2 separate regions of the Mus musculus genome follow, and region 1 is linked to region 2. A link is a contact called in ENCODE Hi-C or POLR2A ChIA-PET data. All regions are on one chromosome and are shown on one strand. The core of a region is the stretch at or near the end of the contact, and the rest is flanking DNA. Distances in the headings are between cores, read along the strand shown.

The links. A loop is a pair of places that touch in the nucleus more often than their neighbours do. ChIA-PET counts read pairs that join two places held with the same protein, here RNA polymerase II (POLR2A).
Region 1: a map of heart shows a loop between it and region 2 (9-fold over the local background). The contact joins two enhancer-like sites. A Hi-C loop is called at or near these places in 17 of 37 maps with a recorded cell type or tissue (CH12.LX, Patski, T-helper 2 cell and 4 more). POLR2A ChIA-PET finds 5 or more read pairs at or near these places in 4 of 5 experiments (Patski and embryonic stem cell).

Annotation. Positions count from the first base shown.
Region 1 is chr15:38,468,122-38,471,481 of GRCm38, forward strand. No RefSeq gene overlaps it. Among named protein-coding and RNA genes, the nearest start is that of Gm41308, 3.4 kb to the right of the region's middle. Within about 2 kb of position 1,304, at least 3 of the 3 ENCODE cell types and tissues checked have a DNase peak (open chromatin) inside an H3K27ac peak, as active enhancers do; they include gastrocnemius, heart and left cerebral cortex, where a contact is called at or near this core.
Region 2 is chr15:38,371,911-38,375,252 of GRCm38, forward strand. No RefSeq gene overlaps it. Among named protein-coding and RNA genes, the nearest start is that of Gm41306, 7.5 kb to the left of the region's middle. Within about 2 kb of position 2,038, at least 3 of the 3 ENCODE cell types and tissues checked have a DNase peak (open chromatin) inside an H3K27ac peak, as active enhancers do; they include gastrocnemius, heart and left cerebral cortex, where a contact is called at or near this core.

The DNA of each region.
Region 1 (3,360 bases), core at 54-2,553, 95 kb after region 2:
TCCCTTCATTTTCAAGATGTAGACTTACACTGGCCCTTTACCACAGCTAGTGAGCTCAGCGGGCCAGGCTCACTATGCTCCTGAAGGGCTGAGTATCGGTGAGGTGCAGCCACATTGCACTGGCTCCCTGCCCTGGATCCAACTACATAGGTAAGCATCTAGCTCTCTGATTTGATTGGTCACTGTGGTCAACGGTGAAGTGGAAAATGCTGGGCTGTTTGATCAGACAAGGAAGAGTTGGTGGGGTTCAAAGGCCCAGATAAGGTTGTCTTGTAAGCAGTCACAGCAAAGAGGAAGCTCTGTCAGAAACAAAGAATGCTTCCAAGGGCAGATTGCAGGCAAGAGGGGGCCAGAGCTGGCAGCTAACTCACTTCCTCCAGGAGGCCCGGCAAGAGTGAGCTGCACAGATGAAGTTCTTTCTTCTCGGAACATGAAACACAGCAGGGCAAGCCAGGCATGTTAGGAGTCATGTGGAGGTCTCAGGGCCATTCAAACTTACTGGAGCAAACAGCTCTACACAGAGTAGGTAAGTGTCACCTGGGCTGGGCCCAAGGCAGAAGTGGGAGAAGCTGCTTCCAAAGAGCTTGGGCTCTGAGCCTGGATAATGCAGAAGCTACAAGTTGTGCAGTCTTTCTTACACCTACACTTGATCCAAAGCGAACCCTCAGTGATCCAGCCCACGATGTTCCCTGAAGGGCGACCTAGGGCCTTGACCCCTCCCACTTTCCAGACCATCTCTGGACACTATTTCTTCCTCTGATGTCACGTCTGGTCCCAGATCAGCAAATTAGACACCTTTGTTTCCCAAGAGCTGCCATTCTTAAGTCTTCTTCAGGAAAAAAGAAGAAGAAGGAGGAGGAGGAGGAGGAGGAGGAGGAGGAGGAGGAGGATGAGGAGGGTGGGTAGGGGATGGGGGGTGGGGGAACACTTCCTAGAAGTCTAGTTCAATGCTATTTCCAACTAGATTGGATTGTCAGAAATGAGCCGCCCACCCTTGAAAAGCACACTGGGGAAAAGGCTGCCCAAACGCAGTAGGTGCACCCTGCCTGAAGTCTAGGTGAAAGTCTCCCAGGGCAAGGGGAAGCTCACACAGTCCCTGTCAAGACATCAATGACGTTTTGCCAGGACAGATCCAGACTGGTTCTGAAAGCCCAGCTGTTGTCCTGCTCCTGCCTACAAGGGGAGACACAGACACCTCCCTCCCCAGACTGGCACCATTAATTAAGTGGTGGCTCTGAGAAAAACAGCAAGTGAAATCCAGGAAAGCGGCTCAGCATGAACTCCCGCTGGGGCCCACAGTCTTACTCATCCCGGTCCCAGATGGATCTTAGAGGCGCGGGTCTAGGGGAGAAAACCAAGCGCCTGTAGACATTTGCTGTCCTCCGTGTCCTGGCTCCTCCTCACCCTGCCTTCCTGTTTGCCCTGGTAAGGGAAAACTGCTGGAGTTAGAGAAGCTTCCAGAAGGTGCATGTTTCTTATGGTTTTTCCTTGACTGTTCCATTTCTGGCTGGAGAAGAGTTAGGCCTTGTGCCTTCTGGGTAAGTATTCTACCACGAAGCATCATCTTCTGTCCCCAGAGCTCATGTTTTGCTTTCCTTGTGCCTCCCAGACACAGAGCCGCCTCTCTGATTGGCTACTGGGCAGACGCGGAGGCAGCTCAAAGCACCCAGACATGCCTAGCCTTGCTACCCATTGGAAGGCCAGATTATTCTACAAATGTAGGGCTTCAGTGGAAAGTTTAATCCATCCCCCCACTCCCCACACACACACACACACACACACACACACACACACACACACACACACTCCTAAGAACTAGACCTGCAGTAGGCAAACACTCTACCACCAAGCCACATCCTCAGCTTTTGGAAACTTGCTTTGGGATGAAGAATTAAGTCCTCCAGTGATTTTTTTTTTTTTTTTTACATATTCCCATAATTCTTCTCTTCTTTTTCGTGCCTTTCAATCATAGCATTACTGCCCCGATTAACAGGAAAGCCACCTGCCAGCTAATACCAGGGCCTGGAAACGATTTATCTTTGTACATTCATCTCCTTTAGCTGAGGAAGGGTGCCTCCCTACCTCCCCAGTTGACTACAGGGTCTGCAACCCACGGAGAGTAAGGTGAGTGAGGCCCCAGCCCTTCTGGTATGATCCTAAACAAGCAAGGCCAGGCCCCCAGCAGTAGGCCTTATTCAAAGCTGACCCCAGCAAAGGGCTGGAGGCCAAGTCTCAGCCTTAGTGGTCCCCTGGCACCCAAGGGCTGAGAGAGGTCTCCCAGGGCAGTCCATTTCCTGCTTCTAGAAACTTGGCCTGGGGCCTTTCCCAGCAAGGACCCGCCTTTCCTCTCCTCCCGCCCTCGGGGCGGATCTAGCCTCGCCACCCAGGGCGGGCTGCAGCTTGTGGCCCGGGGCAGCGGGCTTCCAAGGCGCCCAGCTACCCCGCGGGGTGACATTGGCCCTCCCTTCTCCCTCGGCCTCATGACTTCTGGTAAAGGCCCCGTTAGTCCCCACCCACCTCCCACCTCCGCCCTCCGCCGCAGCCGGACTGGTGAGGACCGCGCCTCCCCGGGAGGCTGTGCTCTCCCCCGCCCCTGGCAGCAAGCTGCGCTTCGGAAACTGTTGACTCAGAGGGTGGCCTGGCGGCCAGCGTCTGATGTCAGCCTGGAGCCCGGCCGCGCCGGGGAAGCCAAGGAGATGCACGGTGCGGGTGCGGGCGCCCGGCCCGGTGGGCGCCGTAGGGACGGCGCTGCAGCGAAGCTGGCGGGCTGCGGCTGCCGGGGCGCCCGTGACTCACGATGCGTCACGGAGCAGATGCCCGCAGCGGCTCGAGGCTCCCGGCTGCTGCTGACTCATCAGAAAGCTGTGCGCGGCCCGGGTGGCTTTGGGGCGCCCGGAGCCGGAAAACCCCCATGAAAAGGCTGGGGCGCGGGCGGGCACTGCAGCGGGGAGCCGCATGGCTGGCAGCTGCTCGAGCCACCTGCAGCGCAGCCTTCTGCGAGCGACCAAGACACACACAGAGACAGATGGACAAAACTGTTCCTAGGTGTCCACTGGCTGGGGTGTTACCCAAGGTCGCTGGTGTTTGGTCCCGTCTTTAGACTTGAAGGTCTGTTTGGGAAGAGCAGAGCAGCAGCACACCGGGGACTGGATCCGTGCCTTCCTGGCCTCACTCTTACCCTAGCCCTCTCTAGGGAAGCCACACTGCGGCTGTGGACACCACTTGCTGGCTCAGAGCCTGGCTCCAGATCTTTCCTGTCAATGATGGCTGGCCACAAGGCCCTGTGGCACTCAGGAAATGCAGCCAGGGGTCAGAGAATTCTCAGAAAAGGGTGTGGATCTGGAGGGATTGTCTGTGTGG
Region 2 (3,342 bases), core at 788-3,287:
TCATGTAGCAAGCACAGTAAGGAGGACCTACCCTAGAGGACCACGGGACTGGGTTGCCTGAAGGATATGAGGTGTCTTCCTTGGCTAAGGAACTCTTCAGGAAAGTGAACAGAGGGAACACGGCAGTGAGCAAAAGCAAGCGAAACCTAAGGACTTCCTGCAGCGCTTTCTGACGATAGGTAAGACGTGGTGAGCAGTGACATTTCCCTAAGGGCAGTGATTGCAGATGAGCCAAAGCTGGGGAGAGGATGGGTGAGGGGACTTCGGCAGAAACTATGCATGGAAAGACCGTTCGAGCCTTCAATCTGCCAGTGTTTCAAGACTCTCCAAGAAGTGGAATTCAATAAAGAACATTTCAATATTTGAGGAGGGTTCATTCCACGACCCCTGAGCGTACCAAAGCCTGAGGGTGCTCAGGTTGTTCTATAAAGCTGGGTATGCGCATGTAACGGATGAACTTCCTCCACTTAGATCACCCACCGCTGGAGTCCTTCTTAGAAGGAGAACAAAATACTCCCGGGAGCAAATATGGAGATAAAGTGTAGAGCAGAGACTGAAGGATAGGCCACCCAGAGACTGTCCCACCTGGGGATCCATCCCATATACAATCACCAAACCCAGACACTATTGTAGATGCCAAGAAGTGCATGCTGAAAGGAGCCTGATATGGCTGTCTCCTGAGAGGCCCTGTGAGAGCCTTACAAATACAGAGATGGATGCTCACAGCCAACCATCTGATGGAGACCCGGGTCCCCAATAGACGAGTTAGAGAAAGGACCGAAGGAGTTGAAGGGGTTTGCAACCCCACAGGAAGAACAATATCAACCAACCAGAACCCCCAAAGCTCCCAGGAACTAAGCCATCAACAAAGGAGTATACATGTCTCCAGTTGCATACGTTGCAGAGGATGGCCTTGTCATGCATCAATGGGAGGAGAGGCCCTTGGTCCTATGAAGGCTCTATGTCCCAGTGTATGGGAACTGAGGGGGAGAAGGTGGGTGGGTGGGTGGGTGGGTGGGTGGGTGGAGGAACACCCTCATAGAAGCAGGGGGAGGGAAGATGGGATAGAGGGTTTGGGGTGGGGACCAGGAAAAGGAATAACATTTGAAATGTAAATAAAGAAAATATCCAACAAAAAATAAATAAAACGTCTCTAGATTACCTTGAATACTTAAACAGTGCAGATGTCATGTGAGCGCCTTTTATTCTGTGATGAAAGATGAATAAAGGTTCATACTTTTTTAAAAAAAGATCAGCATTAATATTTTTCAGTTATTTTGTACTCAAAGCTGAATAGCCCCTGGGGAACCTTAGACACACGTAGAGTTCAACTGTACTTGGGCAACATGTGTGACCACAGGTCTCTTTCATTCCTGACCGGCCTTGAGGAATGAACATGCTCCTCAGAAGTGTCCTATGGTATAAGGCATTCAGCTTTGAGGTCACAAGATGGGACTGTCAGCATAGGCTCTGCACCTAAGAGCTGTGTGGCCTTAGACAAGTTGGTAATGTCTGTTTCTCCTCTCAGAGTGAAGGCTGGGAATGAAGCTCAGGTATAGACCCATCTGGTACTACACACAGGTAAAGCCCATCTGGTAAATGGGAGAAATAACAGTATAGTCCTTGTCAGAGTTCAATACACCGTTGAAACACTGAGGGCAATTGCTTGCACTGGACACCCCCATTAAAGGTGTGGGTTGGGAGATCCCGAAGTCTTTCCATAGTTATGCGACATGTTGTCGAGCTCTGTTCTTATTACTTAGAAATAAATCTCAGATGATGCTCAGAGACTGTGACGAAAAGAGACAGGGACCAGTGAGACACAGCCCGAGGACAGAGACAAGGCCCATTTCATTCCGAATGCTCAAGGAAGCGCAGAAGAAGGGTATCTTGGGGATAGAGAGGGATGGGAGGGATGCGCACCCAGCGTACCCTGCCTCCAGGCTGTGTGAGCAGGCACACAAGAAAGCTCCCAAGCAGGCATGCAGGGACTGAACTTGGCCCAGGGCCCAGCGTTGCCTTCCGGGGGTGACCGCTGCGAGGAAGGGCCATGTAGAAAACCTCCTGGGGCCGCCTCGGGCTGACGTCAGCGCCTCGGGACCGCTGGGGCTTCCAGAGCTGCAGCTAGGGAATAGGACGTCTCCGCCCTCCTCTTTCCCCCGCCCCGCCCGCCTTCCGCCCGCCTGGTCGTGCAACCTCCTTAAAGTGAGGACTGGTGGCTGGTGGCTGTACTGGGGAAGGAAGGGTTTCATTGAGGTCACCCAATAGAGGCCACGCCCACACTGGGACCTGTGCTGTTCAGATTCCTGCCTTCCAGCGTTGAAACTGTCCCAGAAACCTTGTGTGTCTACCTTCAGGTCTATCACACTTTCCTAATTCTTCTGACACCAGGGAAGTATGGGCGGCCACAGGCATTGAACCCCAAGATAACTCATTCAGAATGCAACCCATAAGGCTCAGCATCAATGCTTTAGGTAAAGAAGCACAAGATTCTCTGTTCACAGCCGGGCATGGTGGCGCACGCCTTTAATCCCAGCAGAGGCAGGCGGATTTCTGAGTTCGAGGCCAGCCTGGTCTACAAAGTGAGTTCCAGGACTATACAGAGAAACCCTGTCTCGAAAAACCAAAAAAAAAAAAAAAAAAAAAAAAACCCCAAAAAAAAGATTCTCCGTTCACATGTCCAGTTGTCCAATTAGCTTCCGAACACCGGGATAAAGGAGGAACCATATAACATCTTAGATTAAAGGAACACTAATCTCACATTTCTCAAGCTCACAGTTTCCCTAGTTCAGTCTCCCAAGTAGTGATATGTCAGGCCGGTGCCACCAGTCCTGCCTTTTTGTCTTTTCTAAGAGGTTGGAGGCCGCATCATCCTGGTAAGTAAACCTCTCCGGCTGCTTCGGCTACTGCCTCTGTGACTTCGCCAGAGCTCTGCTGGAGAATTCAGATAGGACCTTTGGACCACTTGGCCCGGCACCTCCTAGTCTCTTTCTCCTGCCAGGGTGGGGCCTCCCAGGGCTCAAGGCCTCAAGCTAGGCTCTTCCTTTTTCTTGGCAACTGCTAGAAGTCTCCACAGCTCCTGGCCCAGCAAGCCCTCCACTGGCTGCCTAAGAGGGTGTTTTGATTGGCTTTGGCTGGGATGACGTCACCCTCCCCAGATTTTGGGAGTGTTCCCACTTTCCACAGCCCCACCTCTATCCAAGGAGCTCCCTTATGGTCATCTTTTCTCTATGGGCCAGTTGTCCCAGTGGGTGGGCCTGAGCGTTGGAATTCCCCATCCCTCTGGAAAGGCAATCTTTTCTCCTCACCCAACACTCCTTCCACAGTGACTTGCCCTAGCTT